Linked DNA regions of Homo sapiens: region 1 is linked to region 2. The links are chromatin contacts, found by Hi-C or POLR2A ChIA-PET in ENCODE. All regions are on one chromosome and are shown on one strand. The core of a region is the stretch at or near the end of the contact, and the rest is flanking DNA. Distances in the headings are between cores, read along the strand shown.

What was found. Hi-C counts contacts between places; a loop is a spot of excess contacts on that map. ChIA-PET counts read pairs that join two places held with the same protein, here RNA polymerase II (POLR2A). Pooled maps may share reads with other maps.
Region 1: a loop to region 2 is called in a pooled map, with 8 times the contacts of the local background. The contact joins the promoter of UHRF2 here to the enhancer-like site in region 2. A Hi-C loop is called at or near these places in 1 of 37 single-sample maps with no recorded cell type and 5 of 50 pooled maps. POLR2A ChIA-PET finds 5 or more read pairs at or near these places in 1 of 52 experiments (B cell).

Annotation. Positions count from the first base shown.
Region 1 is chr9:6,411,756-6,415,815 of GRCh38, reverse strand. UHRF2 (ubiquitin like with PHD and ring finger domains 2) reads right to left here and starts at 2,617. Exons shown (of 16, transcript NM_152896.3): 1 at 2,173-2,617. The coding sequence starts at 2,325. RefSeq lists silencers at 1,800-2,229, 2,300-2,479, 2,760-2,899.
Region 2 is chr9:3,476,191-3,480,654 of GRCh38, reverse strand. All of the region lies in intron 1 of RFX3 (regulatory factor X3), which reads left to right. Among named protein-coding and RNA genes, the nearest start is that of RFX3, 48 kb to the left of the region's middle. RefSeq lists enhancers at 2,113-2,162, 1,185-2,384. Within about 2 kb of position 1,999, at least 7 of the 41 ENCODE cell types and tissues checked have a DNase peak (open chromatin) inside an H3K27ac peak, as active enhancers do; they include B cell, where a contact is called at or near this core.

The DNA.
Region 1 (4,060 bases), core at 1,368-3,867, 2.9 Mb before region 2:
GGGGTCTTGTTAAATTCAACTACTTGCAGTTCTGGGGTGAGCTGAACATCTATAATAAATATCCACAAGCGATTCTGATACATACCAAAGATTAAAAGCTGGAGCCTAACATACGAATGGAGTATGGGGGGCGGGTACCACTTAAATAAAAATAAATGTATTGTCTACAATTTATGACATTTTTCACTACGTGGCAGTAAAGTATTTTGAAGTAGGGGTACCTTTTTCCAATGAGGACATGGTATTTTACAGGACGGGGACTCTCTGTGATGCCATTCCAGTAGTTACCTGCTACAGGCTGGCTACCTCATCTGTGGAGCTCCAGAGACCACGAAAGATAACACTCATTGCCATAGCTACTTGTCAGCGCATAAGAAAGTGAACACACAGCTGGTACCAATGACCTTCCTTTTCTGTTTCCAAGTTAATGGCTGGCACCAAAGGTCTATTCCTCTACCCTACTGGTTTATCACTGGGCTGAAGAAACCCAAGTAGTGAATTACCCACTAGGACCCTGGAAGAGGAAGTACAACGGTTATCCTCAGTTTTCCCTGGAATCTGGAATGAGCTTCCTAGTTTACTGAAAGTCTACTTTGTTGCCTTGAATTTAACCCAATCCCATATGTGATAATTATTTTAGCATATTTGATAATAAAGATTTTAGGAGTGTTGCCCAAGAACATCCTTCATTTCTATCTCTGGTGCTGAAATCACCAGTGTCCTAGGAATTCATGTACTATTTGTCCCCAGCTAGAAAATAAAATGCATCAAACGATTACATGCTTTTTCACTTGTGATCAAAAGGAAACGGTATCAGCCACTTGAGGCACAGCAAAGCAAATCTATGTAGTATTTAACAAGTGTACAATTATTTCAAAAGCAAAGCTTACAACTAAATACCTGTTTTTACAAGTCAAACACTAAGAAGTCAGTACAAAACTGGCTGCAAACACAAATCAAAGGTGCTATAACATTATTTTAAAGAGAGAAGGAAAGGGGAAAAAAAAGCTCTCTCCTTCCCAAAGTGTAATTTGTTACTATGAAATTTCTGGACAGTCTTCGAAGACTAAGCCTGTGAAGGGGAGGAAAATATTCCTTTTAAGTAGTTTGCAACTGTAGGCTACTTCTACCAAATCAAAGAGCTACACTTATTTAAAACCACAGGATTGGAGCCAAACTGTGGTCTATCAACTCAGGATGCCAACTTTTTAGTGTATTAACAACAACATGAAGACAAAGAAAAATACGATGGGTCTGAGTGGCTAGGGATATAGATTGTAAGAGACTTGTGGAATAGGAAAAAAACTTAGACTGGCCAGACCATAAAAATACCAGAGATGCCCACAGACAGCCTTCAAGTATGCACCGCTGGCTATGCTGCAGTGCTATGCTTAAAGCGTGAACGACATGAGTATTAGAAGGCGAGAAGTAAGAAAAGCAAACAGTCTTACACTCCTTTTCACTTCGGGAATAAAACTCTTGGCTTATATAGGGCATTCGTAAACCCGGCCCCCGGTTAAACCGACAGTTTCTTCATGCCCAGGTCTCTAACCTCCCTCGAGACATTCCAAACCTAGGAAAGGCGGCGAGGGAGAGGGACCAGAAGTTCTGGAAACCCTTCGAATCTTCAGTTTGCGCGAATCCTACCACAGTCAGGAAGCAGAGTTAGGGTTCTTATTCTTGAGAGCTCAATGCCCGAGTTTCCCCTGTTTGAGAGCCGAAGACGCGGAAGAGCCGCGGAAGCCAGGCGAACGCTCAGCCGGGTTAGCCAGCTCTCCGGGTCTCCCGCGCGGTGGCATGGCCGCCAGAGCCCTCTGCCCTCCCCGCCCTCTGGGGGCCCCAGGCCCCGCCGAGCGCGGGAAGCGAGGGACCTGGGCACCCAGTGCCTACGGCCGCTGTCCTACCAAATACAAACGGCGAGATATTTGCGCTCCGGACGCCCTCACTTCTGACCCCGCGCGGCGCACCTCCAGTTGGGGCTGGCAGGGACCCACTCCCCACCATTCGGCGGGACTGGGCCCCGCACCCCGCGCCTCGCGGGGGCTGCCCACCCGCAGCGGAGCCAGGTGAGCCCTGCGCGCGCGGCGCACAGAGCCCTCGGACCGGTGCGTCCAGAGGAGCCCAGCTGTTCCGGCCCCCAGCCTCGCTAGGGGCGCGGCGGGCGCGCCTCACCTGCTTGCCCCGGTAGAAGAGGCGCTGGCATTCGGGCCGCACGTCGAACAGCGCCCACACCCGCTCGCGCAGCTCCTCAATCGTGGCTTTGCGAGACACGTCCTCAATGGTGCACGTCTTGGAGCCATCAATGGTGCGAACCTGTATCCACATCTTGGCGCCTAGAGAGGAACCGGTCCCCTTTGTCTCCCCCTGAGCTCTGGGCGCCGCGCCCCGCCCGGCCCGCGCCGCTTTCCCTGCGGCTCGGGCCCTCAGCGGCAGGCGGGCGAGCGCGCCCACCGGACCGACCGGACGCCGGGCCCGACAGGCGGCGACGACTCTCAGCGCGCGCGCCCGACTAGCCGACTTGAGGAGAGACGACCGGAACCACTCTGAGGCGCTGCCGCAGACACCGCCTCAAAGATAGGAAGAGGCCATGTCTGCGCCGCGCAGAGTGTTTACTTATAGAGCTGGAGCTCCCACATGGAGGTCACGGCGCCAAGCCGGATCTCGCGAGATCCACGCCGGGCTCCGCCTTAAAGAGGAAGCGGCCCGGGAGAGGGTTACAGACCCGAGGGAACGAAAATGGGCAGGCGCGGAGAGGGCGGGTCGGAGGGGCGGGGCTACCAAAAGCCGTTACTTGCCCCACCGCCTGCACCTGGCCACTGGGCACGCCCTCTAGCCTTTGGGTTTCGGAAGATTGCGCGGCTACCACATCGGTTGCCGTTTTGAGGCCTCGTTTCAGAGCTGAGGGGGCGGGTGCCTCCTCAGGCTTAGCGGATATGGTTCTTTGGTCTCAAAAACACACCAAAAATAAGAAACCCTGGCGTGCACTTGTATAATCCTGGAAAGGGGGCGCGGGTGGGTGCGGCCTAAACTTCCGAGAAAGAACTGAAGGAAATGTGTGCGCTCCACCGCGCTCAACAGGAAAGCTCCCGCCACGCGGCCTGGCGGGTCGGGTCGCCCGGGAAAGGCCCCGGGGGCCCTCCTGCTTCGCGAACACGTTTCCCGCCTGGCCGCAATGCTACTTTCGCGCGGAAACCCACTTCCGAGGGTTTCCCGTCGCCTGGCGGAGGCGGCAGCTCCAGGCCTATCCTCAGGCCGCGGGTCCCGCTGGGATCGCCCTCTCTGGCTTGCAGCGCTCCCAGCCGGCCCTCCGGCCTTGGAGAAGTCGGGGCAGCTGCCCGAAAGGCCGCTCTCTAACTCCGGACATTTCCGTTCGTAGACTTTCCGCGTTAGGGGTGCCTTTGGCCTAAGGGATTGCGGGTTTGCGGGAAACAGTTTTAAATAATGCAGAGCTACGCGCCTCCGAAGAAAGAACTCCAAAGACCCTACTAGGATTAAACCCTCAGAAGTGGGCCCAACGCAGCACTACCTAACAGGGCTTCCCCCACCCCCCACCCCGCCTTCTTAATCCTTCCCTGCTACAGCTGGGGAGTCGGGGTGGGGGTGAGTGGGTTTATTTTATTTTATTTATTATGTATGTATGTATGTATGTATGTATGTATTTAGAGACGGAATCTCTCTCTGTCGCCCAGGCTGGAGTGCAGTGGCGCGATCTCGGCTCACTGCAAGCTCCGCCTCCCGGGTTCACGCCATTCTCCTGCCTCAGCCTCCCTGGGGTAGCTGGGACTACAGGCGCCCGCCACCGCGCCCGGCTAATAGTCTCGATCTCCTGACCTCGTGATCCACCCGCCTCGGCCTTCCAAAGTGCTGGGATTACAGGCGTGAGCCACCGCGCCCGGCCAAGTGGGTTTATTTTAAATGAAAATATGTCTTCTCAAGAAGGGAGAGAGGATATAAACGTAAACAAAACAAGACAACTTGGACTTCACATTTGCCAAAATCGGTAACTTAAATATTCACATAGGTGCTAATTATTCCCATAAAGGTACAGTACCATTTTTTT
Region 2 (4,464 bases), core at 750-3,249:
TGGGAAAGAACAGAGAATAGAATCTGACTATAATTGCTCAGTCTTCAAGCTTTAGCCATTTTATAGTTTCTTGTGGTTGTGTCCATTCCAGTCATCTGAACATTGGCCTGAATGTTTTAGTTGTCTATTACATTGATGGCATTCATGCTCGTGTGAAGTCACTTTCCTTTCAGTTTGGGTTGGGCCTGTAGCTTGTTTTAACAAAGAGAATGCAAAGGGATTAAAGCTCTTCCAGGTCTGGGTGCAAAAAGGCCCGACAACTTATGCTTTTGTGTTTTCGAGAGAGAGGATCATCATGTAAGAATCTGACCGTTCTCCTAGAGAGACCCAGTGGAAAAGAGGCCACATGGAGAGGGAGAATTTCTGAGATTACATGGAGAGAGATGCTTAGCCATGCTAGTATCCTAGCTGATCTCATTTCTCACCTGCTGGCTGAAAGCAGTAGTATGAATGACCACCAGCAAGATGACTGTAAGAACTGCCTAGTTGAGCCCTGCTCAGATTGCAGAATTATGACCAAATAAAATGGTGGTTGTTGTGCCAGTAAGTTTTGGGGTGGTTTGTTACACAACAAAAGAAAAGCAAAAGAAACATGCGACAATATTCTTGAAAATAAAAGCCTTGCTAAAAGATGTTTACTTTTCTCGGCCTACCTTGACAGTTTTGGTCTTTCCTTGGCTTGCCAATACCAGCTAACAAAAGAGAAATAGTAATGAACAACTCTTTTCTCTTCCAGAAGCCCGCGATTTTGGCCTATACTTGGGTGAATCTGAGGTAAACTCAATCTCTGTTCTGAGTCTCTTCAGAGAAATCTCAAGAGATAGGGTTGCCTCCTAAGTCAAGTATCTGATTCTTCTTTTCTGTCGATTTCCCACTTCCAGTTTTCTGTGGTTTTAAAAAAATTTCTTACTATCAGAGTATAGTTGGTTTTGGCCTCAGTCAGCCAAGTAAGACAAGATGGACTAGGCTTTCCTCCTCACTTTTACTTGTTTCTGTTGTCCCCAAAAGATTTGAGAGGCCGTTTAGGACTGAGAGTGGCTCTGAGACCAGTAATCACCTTTGTTTTTGATGATTCACATATTAGTTAACAGGAAAGATGTGATAAATTGTTTATGCAGTTTATTTTTTCCTGTCTCACAGATCTGTTTCACTCTCATTTAAGTACTGAAATACAGATTTTTTTCATAAGTTTCTATTAGAGATAAGAATCAGTGATCTAAAAATTTTAAGTATATTTTTAAAAAATCAAACTAAGTGAGGGTTTGTTTTTTTTGGTTAAGATCTTTTTGTCCTGAAAATTATAAATTCAGAATATTACAGAACTTGATCAACTTCCAGAATGGTGGAGTGAGGGCCTCAGTGAATTTGTGCTGCCTATACAACAACAAAAATATGGGTAAAATAATGAAAATCAGCCATTTTAGAATTCTGGCAATTAAGCAGGAGTATGAATTGAAAATCATCTGTCCAAGAGAAAACTAGTGAATCTTGGGAAGACCAGTGGGGTCTGCGATATTTTAACTTGGGGTTATTCTCATCTCTCTCTCCAGCTTAGTGGTGTAGCTAAAAGCTGGCAGTATTGCAGACAATGGAGAGAGCTGACCACTTCTGGAGCCCCATTGAAGGCACTATCCCCAGAGCACAGTTAATATTTTGTCCCAACTTGCAGCTCCCTGGGAAAACTCTTTTCAGAGAGAGTGGCTGGATATTTGATTTGACTCTGAACTCAGCTCAGTTGGGGGAAGAAAAAGCTTACCCCCAGGGCATTACTGAAACAATAGCAAACTGTTGGCAAAATGTCAATTGCCTAAGGCTGTGATTTCAGTTGAGGCAAAGGAAGAATCTGGCCAGGAATTTAAAAGGAAAGTCTGGAGAACTAGCCAACTATAGGGAACTTTGGAAAGCTCTGGCATATTCCTGGGTATTTAAAAGGCTGTACAATGTGCAAGTCTGTACACATGCCCGGAAATGACCTGGGAAAGGAGAATGTCACCTCTGACTGATCTTGAGGCACTGTGTAAGCAGGAAGTGAAAATCAGTGCTATTTGTAAGCTTCCTGAAGTTTGAAGGTATGACTTCTCATGAAGATTTCTTTGGCAAAAGGTAGAAGACATATAGGCAAAGCATTTAAGGAAATCTTTTAAATGATCATTGGTTGACTACTACATTTTACTGGTCCAGGTATGACTTCTTGGAAGCCAGGCTTACAAATAAAAACAAGATCCTAAAAAAAAAAAAAAAAAAAGTTCTAGCAGAGAACTCGGTGGCCACACACTACGGGGAATACAGGATCTGTAAAATTCGTTCATGAAAGTACTAAAGAATCAGCATCAAGAAAAACAACACACTGATGATTAAAAAATTTAGGGGAATAATGTGGAGCAATCTGATATGAGATTTGTTAAAATATATTACCTAAAATGTTCAGTTTTAACAAAAATTGAGAAATGCAAAGAAACAGGAAATAAAACACACAGAGACAAATAATAAAAAACGAACAAAAAAAGTCCCTGTGGGAGCCTAGATTTTAGACTTTGTAGTCTTTAAGTTAGCTATTACAAATACATTCAAAGAACTAAATGAAACCATGTCTAAAGAATTAAAGGGAAGCATCAGAATGGTGTTTCACCAGAGAAAGAGTATCAATAAAGATAGAAATTATTAAAAAACAAGGAAGTTCTGGAGCTTAAAAGTATAATAACTGAAATGAAAAATTCACTAGAGGAGCTCAACAACAGATATAAATTGGCAAATGAAGGAATCTTTTAACTCGAAGTTAGGTCAATAGAGATTGTTCAATGTGAGGATCAGAAAGAAAAATGAACAGAGTCTCAAAAGACTTATGTGACTCCATTAAATGTTGTGCCAACATGGACATTATAGGATTCCCAGAAGATGAGAATGAGGCAGAAAGAATATTTAAAAAAAAATGGCAGAAAACTTTCCAAACTTGCTGAAAAATATTACTCTGTGCTACACATCCAAGAAGCTCACTGTAATCCAAGTTGAATAAGCCCAAAGTGATCCATACCTAGACCCATCATAGTTGAATTTAAAGAAAAATCTTGAAAGTAGCAGGAGAAAAATGACTTGTTACAAGGAATCCTCAATAGGCTTAATAGCTGACTTACGAGAAACCCTGGAGGCTAGAAGACATTTTCAACATTGAAAGTAAAAGACTGTCAACCAGTAATTCTCTATTTAGCTAAACTTTTCTTCAAAACTGAAAGTGAAATTAAGACGTTTCCAAATAGATAAAAACTGAAAGGATTCTCACGAACTCTAAGAAATGTTAAAGGGAGTCTTTCAGGTTGAAATGAAAGGACACTTAATGGTAAATTTTAATCCGTGTGAAGAAATAAAGAGGAATGGTTAAAGGTAACTACAGGCATTATGAAAGACATGTACAAATAGATTGAATAATAGATTGAAGTTTTTGTTAGGGATAGGCTCTAAATCCATGTCTTTTGTATAGTATAAATTGTGATTCTGTATTGGAATTATACTTTGCTGTCTGGAGAAGTGTTTATAAAAGTAATGAAAATTTTGGTTTCAGGTAAAACAAAAATTAGAACAAAAATTATACTGAAAATAATTATTACATAAATTTTGAATGATAACTATGAGCTAGTGACATATATGTATTACATCATTTTCTCATTACAATATCTCACTAGGGTGTGTTATCTAGATTTTATAGATGGGGAAAATTGAATTAAGAAAGAAAGTGACTTGCCCAAGGTCATTTAAGTAGTAAGTGGTGGAGCTAGGATTTGAGCTGTGGTCTGTTTAACACTAAAGCCCAAGCTTTTAAATACTGCTTTACACCTTAATATCCGGTGCTTTAATATTCTTGGCCTTCTTTCAAAAACTTCCCTCTTCCTGTCAATTCCAATAAATGCGTTTTTGTTTGTAACATTTTTTTCTCCAGTTATTTAAAACACAACTGAATAAAGCAATTCTTATAAAGTTGTATTGATGGGCTTATGATACATAAAAGATGGATTCCTTCATAGTTTTACAGATATGGTTCTCTTCTGGAATTTATAATACAACATGAATGCATCACTACCTTATAAGGCAGAGATAAGGTGCTGTTTGTCTGTGCCTCTAGTTTCTAAAATTGACTTGGTTTAATGGCATCATCTTAATGGTGATTGCTGTCACTGAGCTACTTCATCTCTTCCCCTGTTTTCAAGCAGTCCATAAATACTAAACTTTGCATCAATGCTGATAAACTAGCTACCTTCCAGTGCCCTATATTTGATGATCCTCTCTTGGCACTTAATAAGTTCAGCTTATAGATGATGTTTATGATTATATTCTGTGGGCAGCAAGCCATCCAGATGCCGAGGCAAGAGACCAGGGGCACGAGTTGTTCCAGTGTAATAAAGAACATAAAACAACAAGAGTTATACTAGATCTACATAGACATGATTATATATGAATATCATATGAATTATA